Regions from separate parts of the Homo sapiens genome. Here region 1 is linked to region 2. Evidence: chromatin loops called from intact Hi-C (ENCODE). Cell type or tissue: GM12878. All regions are shown on one strand. Each heading gives the region's core, and the rest is flanking DNA. Links, peaks and the distances in the headings are about the cores only. Region 1 overlaps MEF2C-AS1 (MEF2C antisense RNA 1). Region 2 overlaps MEF2C-AS1 (MEF2C antisense RNA 1).

The links. A loop is a pair of places that touch in the nucleus more often than their neighbours do. Peaks named below come from ENCODE experiments on the same cell type or tissue, not always from the same donor. Only the 100,000 strongest peaks of a DNase experiment are listed, where the experiment ranks them.
Region 1: a loop joins it to region 2, with 4 times the contacts of the local background. A loop is called at or near these places in 1 of 110 quality-filtered maps.

The regions. Positions count from the first base shown.
Region 1 is chr5:89,114,904-89,119,310 of GRCh38, reverse strand. All of the region lies in intron 4 of MEF2C-AS1 (MEF2C antisense RNA 1), which reads right to left. Among named protein-coding and RNA genes, the nearest start is that of MEF2C-AS1, 230 kb to the right of the region's middle. In GM12878, for the core only: no CTCF peak of the experiment used is centred there; DNase peaks (open chromatin) are centred at 1,870 and 1,930.
Region 2 is chr5:89,063,788-89,068,194 of GRCh38, reverse strand. The region is part of intron 3 of MEF2C-AS1 (MEF2C antisense RNA 1); the gene reads right to left. Among named protein-coding and RNA genes, the nearest start is that of MEF2C-AS1, 180 kb to the right of the region's middle. In GM12878, for the core only: no CTCF peak of the experiment used is centred there; DNase peaks (open chromatin) are centred at 2,064 and 3,990; H3K27ac peaks cover 923 bases.

The DNA.
Region 1 (4,407 bases), core at 151-4,150, 51 kb before region 2:
TTTCATCTATTTCCAATTCCTCTTCATCTTCCCAGGTAAAGACTCTCATCATCTGTCATAACCTCCTAATTCCCTGTTACCAGCCTCCACTCATCTTCTAATTGCCGTAGGAATGATTTTCCCAGAACAAAATTCTGACCATGCACTCAAAGTTAAAATTCTCCAATGATTTCCACTTGCCTATAGTACCAATCTGAATCTCCTTAGAAATAAGGAACAATGCCCTTAGTGACCCAGCCTTTCAGACTCACATCTTCCTGGACTCCCCTCCCATCTTCCCCATTTCCCCCATTCCCTTCCTTCTCTGGAGATGTACAATGCACTTTTCTACCTTATATGTTGCCTAAAATACATCCACTTCCCTGAAAATTCCCACTCCATCCACTTCCCTGAAAATTCCCACACTCTTACTCCCTGTGAAATATAACTACCAATACATAGTGACACTCTTTTTTCAATCAGGGAAAATACATTTTTCTTGTTAAGGATTTTCGATGCCGTATGCATCCTGAAAACAGCTCTATTTGATAAATTACTACTTTGTTCATATTCCTACTATCATATTTATTGCATTGCACATGACTGTTTATTTCCTTTCAGGAGGAAGAGTTCTTTAAAGTCACATATCTGTCTAAATCACCTTTGGGTTGTATCACATATGAATTTCTTGGTATGTAGTAAATGTTCAATGAAAGTTTATTGAATAAATAAAAGATGAAATCTATGTTTGAGAACTACGATGTTTTTGTTCATAAGAAAGCTAGTCTTTGAAATTCACACCCTCTTTGCCTATCTCACACCAACTATCTCTCCACCTTTCCTGGAACATGGCACCTAGAAGCATGTTTTACCACGACCAAGCTTTAACTCCAACCATTGTTAGCTGGCTATTACCCTCAAGGTTTCAAAATAGTCCCCCATTTTCCTTTATTTTGCCCTGGGATTTCTTTCACTGTAAAGACATAAACTGCCTATTGATTAAGTGTTTTGTCATCTGACATTGGTATTTAAATTTTCCATCTAAACCAAGAAAAAATAGAATCTTTTTTTCCACAATGATATTGATGTATAGGATAAAAAGTGGACAGATTAGGCACTGATCTACAAAAAACCTCCATTGCAGAATCACCCAAGTTTAAGAAAAATGTTGGGACACTTAAAAAGAACTATTTAGCAAGCTTTTAATTGCAATAAAATGATTAACAAAACAATAACCATTAAAATACATCCATGAAGTAATTGGGTCTTGAGATAATTTTATTTTAATGACTTTCACAGTTGGAGAAGCAGCCAAAATGGCTTTGGCTTTGACTTTGGCAATTTTACTTATTTCAAGTATCAGGAGTCATATCAATTGATCGATAGCCTAATAGTTTTAGATATCTTGAATTGTTCTATGTATAATCCAATTAGCCTGTCTATAAAGGAATCATTTTCACTAACTGGCTAGAATACATAGAGAGATAATTATTACCATGCAATTCATTCAATTTGAGGTATTAAGTGCATTCTACAATTTTTTTTAACAGAAGTATCACACTGAATTCTGTTGTCTTAAAATAAGACTATCACCCTATTTTGCCAGATGATTTTGTTTTCAACTCAGGGAGACCTTCCTTCAAATGAGGAACATTATTGTCAGTCACCACGATCACTCTTTTACCTGAGTAAGGGATTTGTGAGACACTCTGTAATCCAGTATATTGGGAAGTCATCTGCAAATTCATTTCCTTTCTTATGAGATAATATCTACTCAATCTGGTTAAGGTCAGGGGTTCAATTCTTTCGATTCTCTTTTTGGTCACTTTAAACTATTCACACTGTGGTCTTTACTGTGTATTATAGTTTCACTAACACCAAGCCACTTTTCAATATTTAGAAAATTTTTCTCTTTCACAGATAGGGTTGAACTGCCTATAAATGTGAATACTTAATGAGCAGATTGGAAAACTGTAGAAGATTTTAAAGTCTTCATTTTCTCAGAAACTTAAAGTACTTTGTACCTCACAAATTCTGAAATGTAGTCATTCAAGTTAATTAATGGCCATGGCTGGCTAGCTTCCAGGGTCTATGTACCATCCTGCCCTCCCAGTCCCTGCCCCCTGAGCTGACTGTGGTAAAGACAACCACAAGATGTGATCCACCCCCAGGCTCCACACCCTTCCACTACTCATAGTTAAAACTATGATCAGCAAACTAAAATTACCATGAGGCTTTTCTTCCTTTCTTTTAAAAAACAATTCAACTTTTATTTTAGATAAAAGGGTACATATACAGGCTTGGTATATTGGGTCATGCTGAGGTTTGGGGTCCAGATCCTATCACCCAAGTAATGAATATAGTAAACAATAGGTAGTTTTTCAACCCATACCCACCCTCCCTCCCCAGTCTAGTAGCCCATGGTGCCTATTATTCCCATGTTTATGTCCATTCAAATATGTGTGTGCATGAGAGAAACACAGTTCTCTCCTTTTTACTGCTTGCTGTACAGCTATATGTATGTGCTCTGCTTTCTTAAATATAATTGGATTAAAAATGAGATTGGCTGATATGTCATCTTTCTTATAATGCTGTACTAAATTGTCGGAATGATACATAATAGTTATAAGTATAATACTTTTTATGGTTCGTTTGTTTTCCTAAGATCCAGAGGAATTTCTTGTCAGCTCTCACTTTCTACACCTATAAAGCAGTAGAGTTCCTTCCAAGGACAGATCCTAAATTTTTTCTGTAAAAGTCATATTTGTCATATCGGTGTACTTTCTCTTTAACATATTATAGAATCAGCCTGATTGAATTCTGAATTAAGTTACATGCCAGGATTAAATTGTTTTACAAAACAACAACTTACAAATGAATTTGTAATTGGAGACCACCCAAAATAAAATATGAAGTAACTTAGGTTAAAAATCAATGGGAAATGTTTTAGGAAACCTTTCTGTGATCTATTCATTAAGTAACATAAATATTTCAGAGAGATTTATAAATTAGACTTGTAACTGAAACAGTTATATAGCATAATTCTGTTTTACAAAAGTTGAACAATGGTATTATCATATTTTGCTATGAATTTTTTTATAAAAGGGTAATTTTTTATTTATGTAAATAAATATAAATAATCCAATTAAAATATTGAGGAACAATGAATACATTTTTCAAGAGCTGTGTCCCTACAACAGTAACCCACAACTATGCCCATATGTGGCACAAAACAAATTAATCTTTTCTTCTATTTACTTCGAATTTTATTTTTTAATTATTAGTTCCTGTCATACATAGAATTTTCCAGGAAAAAATAAGACAGCTAATGAATAATTAGCCACAATGTCATATTCTCCCCACTCACTCTATAGATAATCAATTAAAAAAAAAAAGAACAATATATTTTGGTCCAAGCAGTTTAGAGAAGTATGGAATTAAAAACATTTCTGTATTTTGTATCAAGTCTAAATGTATCACTTCAAATAGTATGATTTCAAAGCCAAAGATTGTACTCCTTTCTTTTGTCCAAAAAATTAGAAGTAGCTGTGTACATACTAATCAATTTAAAATTGTTAGTGCAGTATCTTTTTTCAAAGTCAAATGTCACATTGCAAGTCTTACTAGGCAGTTAAAAAAAAAGACAAGCCATGAATTCTCCTGAAAACCCAACATATTTCCCTGTGCAAATAAGTCACATAACTCAGATGCCAACAATTCAGCAAAATTGAAGCCTTTTAGTGGCCCTTCTCTTATAGCTATTTTGGAGAATCTACAGAAAAGGAAAATACACAGATTTTTAAAATAAACTTGAATAATCCATTTGGAAGAACAAATTAATCTTGATGATAAAGTCAAACAAGTGATAATGAAGAGGTGAAATCATGAAACCTTAAGGATCCACTGGAGAGAACAAAGTGTACTTTATAGATCTGCTCTCCTGTATTTCTCACATATTCTCCTAGAGACTCAAAACAATTACATCACAAAGATGGAGGCTAGAACAGTTAAGCCCCTATGGCCAACCTGTCTCTCAAGGCTAACCTGGTAGGAAACCAAACTCAAAAGATCTTGCTGTCTTTTGTTTGTTTTTTGTTTTGTTTTTGTTTTTGTTTAAAAAAGAAACTTATTAACACTGAGATTTCATTAAACAAAACACCACTTAAAATTCTAGTCAATATTCAATTTTCTTTTAAAAAACTGTTTGGCATAATTTTACTAGCATTTTGTCTTAAAATTAGTTTTATATTTGGCAATAAACCCTATCTCCTTGGTTTGGTTTCTTTTCCTTACTAGTCGAGAATAGCAATGGCCTCTTTCCATCACTGTGGTTGCTGATCAGATTTAATGTGTTAATTTTGGGAAAAGTATTTGCTTATGCTCTATTATTTTTCCTATTTCAGCTTTATTTGCGTGGCAGTGTTTTCA
Region 2 (4,407 bases), core at 335-4,334:
GTAAACATATACATGTTAAAAATATGTATATTTGTATAACATATATATGTTAAACATTCACAGAAAAAACTTAGAAGGCTACAAAGTATATCAATTGGTATATTAGAGTACTGAGATTATAGGCAATAATTTTTTCTCTATTTTATGATATTTTTCAGAAATTATTTTACTATTTCTTCACAGTTTTTTCTCTATACACTTGAAAACTTAGCAAGTTTATATTAGGGTTCCCTAAGATAGTGTCAGTAAATATTAGCTTTAAAATAAAGAGCTCTGTATCATCACCAATAGGGAAGAAGTCATCTCAAGCAGACTTGCGATTATCTTACCATGGGCCAGCAGATTTCTGCCTCTTGAGCAGGAAGCAGCTCTATTTAAGGGCAATGAGAAGAAATGCATTCTTAAGCGAGTGTTCTGAGGCCATGTGAGCTACTCTGAGTTCTTCCACTGGAATAGAATAGCGTGGAAATGAAGGAAGAGAATCTAAGATTTTGTATAATTAGTTCAGAACCTCAGAAAATACCCTAGTGTCACCAAGCAAAGGGTTTATTCTTTCCCACCCTGACCACATTTCTCCCCTTAAGCTATTTATTTAGTTAGTTAGTTGGTTAGTTAGTTAGTTAGTTAGTTAGTTAGTTAGTTAGTTAGTTATGACAAAGTCTCGTTCTGTCACCCAGGCTGGAATGCAGTGGCATGATCTCGGCTCACTGCAACCTCCACCTCCTGGGTTCAAGTGATTCTTCTGCCTCAGCTTCCAGAGTAACTGGGATTACAGGTGCCCACCACCATGGCTGCTCATTTTTGTAGTTTTAGTAGAGAAGGGGTTTTGCCATGTCGGCGAGGCTGATCTCGAACTCCTGACCTGAAGCGATCCACCCACCTCGGCCTCCCAAAGTGCTGGGATTACAGGTGTAAGCCACTGCGCCTGGCCCCCTGAAGCTATTTAGTTCATGAGTTCTTTTGCCTACAAATACGCTCTTCGGGTTCATTTTAGACTGATTTTATCTGTGTAAAAATATTTGAGTAGAAAACACTGAGTTTCCCCAGACCCCAAGTCCCTCTCTAGGAAGACACAGTTTCTTAATCCTTACATGTCTTCCAACATTCTCCAGTGGCCGTGTTGTCTGAAGTACATTTTGTTCCTCTTAGATACATCTTTGTGTATTAATTTTTACCAAAATACAGTCATGTGTCAGAGAAATACCGTTAGCTAGTATTATTTTCTGTTCACATTTTTATTGGGAGTGGACAAGGATGAGGTAAAATAAGACCTGTGAACAATGGGACAGTAGATGGGAATAGGGACCACCAAAAAGGAGGAGAAGTTTCCTTGAAGGCGAAGGGAGGAACCCAGCAAATGAAATCTTGCTTCAACCACCATCTGATTGTAGGTGAATCCTGTTGATCCTGGTTAAGAATGTGAACTTCAGAATCAGACCAACCTGGATTCAAATCCTGTCTCTACCACCTAGTAATTTTGAGATCATAAACAAGTTACCCACCCTGCCACAATAGTGTATTTCCTTCAGTGTCCCATAGGAAAGTAATATATACTTCATGAAAATATTTTCAGTAACAGACCAGGTAATTGCGTATTTAACCATGTATAATAAAAACTTCATAAATATTCATTACTATTCTCTTTATTTTCCCTTTTTGTTTTCTTCTGTAAATGAGGACCACATTGTACTCTCTAAATTCACATTTTCAATGAGTTTTCAAACTCTATTAAAAATATCTGATTACCATCACTGTCCCTCTTGATGGTCAGGACTAGATCTCCAAAAGCCATGCTGGCTTCTGAGGATTTTACCTCCTGTGTTGAGAAGATCAGGCCTGTGTTTTAGCTTTTTACGTACATGGCATGGAAATTCTACTCCTATGCTTCTTGGATGAGGAATTTAAACTGCCCATTCCATCCTAATCGGTTACATAATGTAATGAACCCCCCGTATGTGAGCTGTGTGAGAGTGGAGCCACATGCAAAGACCAGTAGAGAAATGGCTGTCTCATCACAAGCCCCCAGATGAGGCCTCTCAAATTCAGAGGGCAAAGCAAAGAGCCACAGACTCAGGAGTTCCCTTGAAGTTCAGTTATGAGTGTAATGAGAGGATCAGGACTGCCACGTCAGCAGACTGTCTTGAATCTAAAGGTTTGCTCAACCTGAAAAACTGCCAGAAATGTTGACTCTTAATTAGCCACACAAACTCCTTAAAAACTGAATAACAAAGAGATTCTAATTGCAGTGTCTTTAGTTTGTCATATATAAACTGTTTGGAAGTCCCAAATTCCAAAACATTATGAAAAAAAAAAACTTCCAAGTGTGTATGGCAAGATATAATTAAAGTGCAATGAAATTGGTGTTTTAAGAAAGGTATTTATTTTTGTTTTTTTAGCTCTATAGGGTTGAATAAAAATAGCCCTAAACAATAATTGTGATGTGTTAATTGCTTTATACCTTCTCATGAAGTCAGGAGAAGTTTTGCTCACTGAAGGACCGTAGGAGAGAGGCCTTTGCTGGAACCAAAAAATGCTACCAGTTATTCCAATTTGATGAGAAAATTAAGTCTGTATTATATGTAATAATAATACATAAGCATGCTCTAACAGCATTTAGCAATACAAGCGTTATTCCTAAGAGTATTTTTAAACATTGATAATTATGAAATTTAGTCTATTATCAAACAGAATGAAATTCCTAATATAAAAAATAAGAAAAATGTGTATCATTTTTTGCTTTGCATTTCAGAAGCCAACGAAGCAAAAATTATTTTCACTAAAGCTTTCCCATTCACAAGGAACTACTTCACACACATACACACACGTGCACACATACACACATACCCTAATACATGAATGTGTATGGCAGCATTTTACAGGATGCTAAGCATGTGATATATATGATAAACCATTGCTATGCCACAAATCTGGCCCTAAATTGTCATATGTGACCATTCAATGCAGAGAGGGTTTAGGATAACCCAATTTGAGAAAGCTACATTACAAGACCAGATTCTATTTTTAGGCTGGATTTTTTCTAAACAGATGTTGAAAACCCAAAAAGAGGATTTTTTAAGTGTTATTACTGGTAAGTTATTGCACCCTTAATGTGGTCCGTACTGTGGCAATAGAAGCTTCAGGAAAACATCTTTTCTTTCTGCCTCTTTCTCTCTTTAAACTTTATTTATAGCCTTGCAAAAGACTAGCATTCACATAACCCGCCTTTGCAGGCGTGCCAGAAGATTAATGATATCTCAGTGTTCTTGAGAACAAAAATGTGTCTACCACTGTGTTGAATAATCTCCCCTTTCACACATTAAAAGTGAGATGAGGCCTACTTTAGAAAGCAAGGACAATGTGTCACAATGAGTTACTTGGCTTAAAGACATACCCGTATTGCTATCCTGAATCACAAATTGTTTTCATGCATGTTATCTTGAGAATAAGAAAGCTTTTATCACCATCACTTTTTAAATTTTACATAGAGCCTCAAAATCTGACTTATTCCAGCATTTTTTTGTTTTACAATCTGTTGCTGGTGAGAATTGAGAATTTGGAGAAAGTTATTCATTATGACCTCTTATCTCTACTCTCCTCAAATTTGGCTAACAAGAATAAAAGCTATTTGAAAATTTAAATACTATAGATGTAGCAATTTTTGTTAAAGCTACCTTTTACCTAGTTTATAGTAATAATGACAACATTAACTCTACTTTTATTAAAATCTTACCTCATTCCATGAACCATTCTAAGTGTTTAACATACATTATCTCATTTAATCCTCATGAAAATCCTAAGAGGTAAATACTACTATTATTCCATTTAATGGAGGAGAGAATTTAGACTTACAGAGATATATGACTCACTCTAAATCGCCCTTGTAATAAGTGACAAAACCAAAACTCCAACTGTGGTTTGTGGGACTTCAATGTTACACTCTCAACAACTATGATATACTGCCTCTCTGGCTACATTCATTTACTATGGACCATTACACAGCCATGTGATACTTACAGAATGTTTACAATTTCCAGGCATTTCTTTGCCAGTGTTTAAGTACTTACCACATATCAGTGTCTACTATTGGTCTTCAGAATTATAAAAATGAGTCAAACACAATTCTTGCTCTCAAAGTGTAGTGGTACCACAGAGCCAACTTGATACATTCTCAGGATCTAGAGTTTTGCAGATCTTCCTGACATCATATAAAACATTAAAATGCACTCACATCTCACATTAAATATAATTCACATAACCACATCCGAGTTAAGTTATATTTGCTTGAGATTATTTTTATAGGCATTTTAACATTTATTAATTTTGATGCAGTTTTTCATAATTTATAGCCAGAATATATATATTTTTCCACAATCTCAGAAATTTTTGCCCAGGTTGTCTGCCTATAAA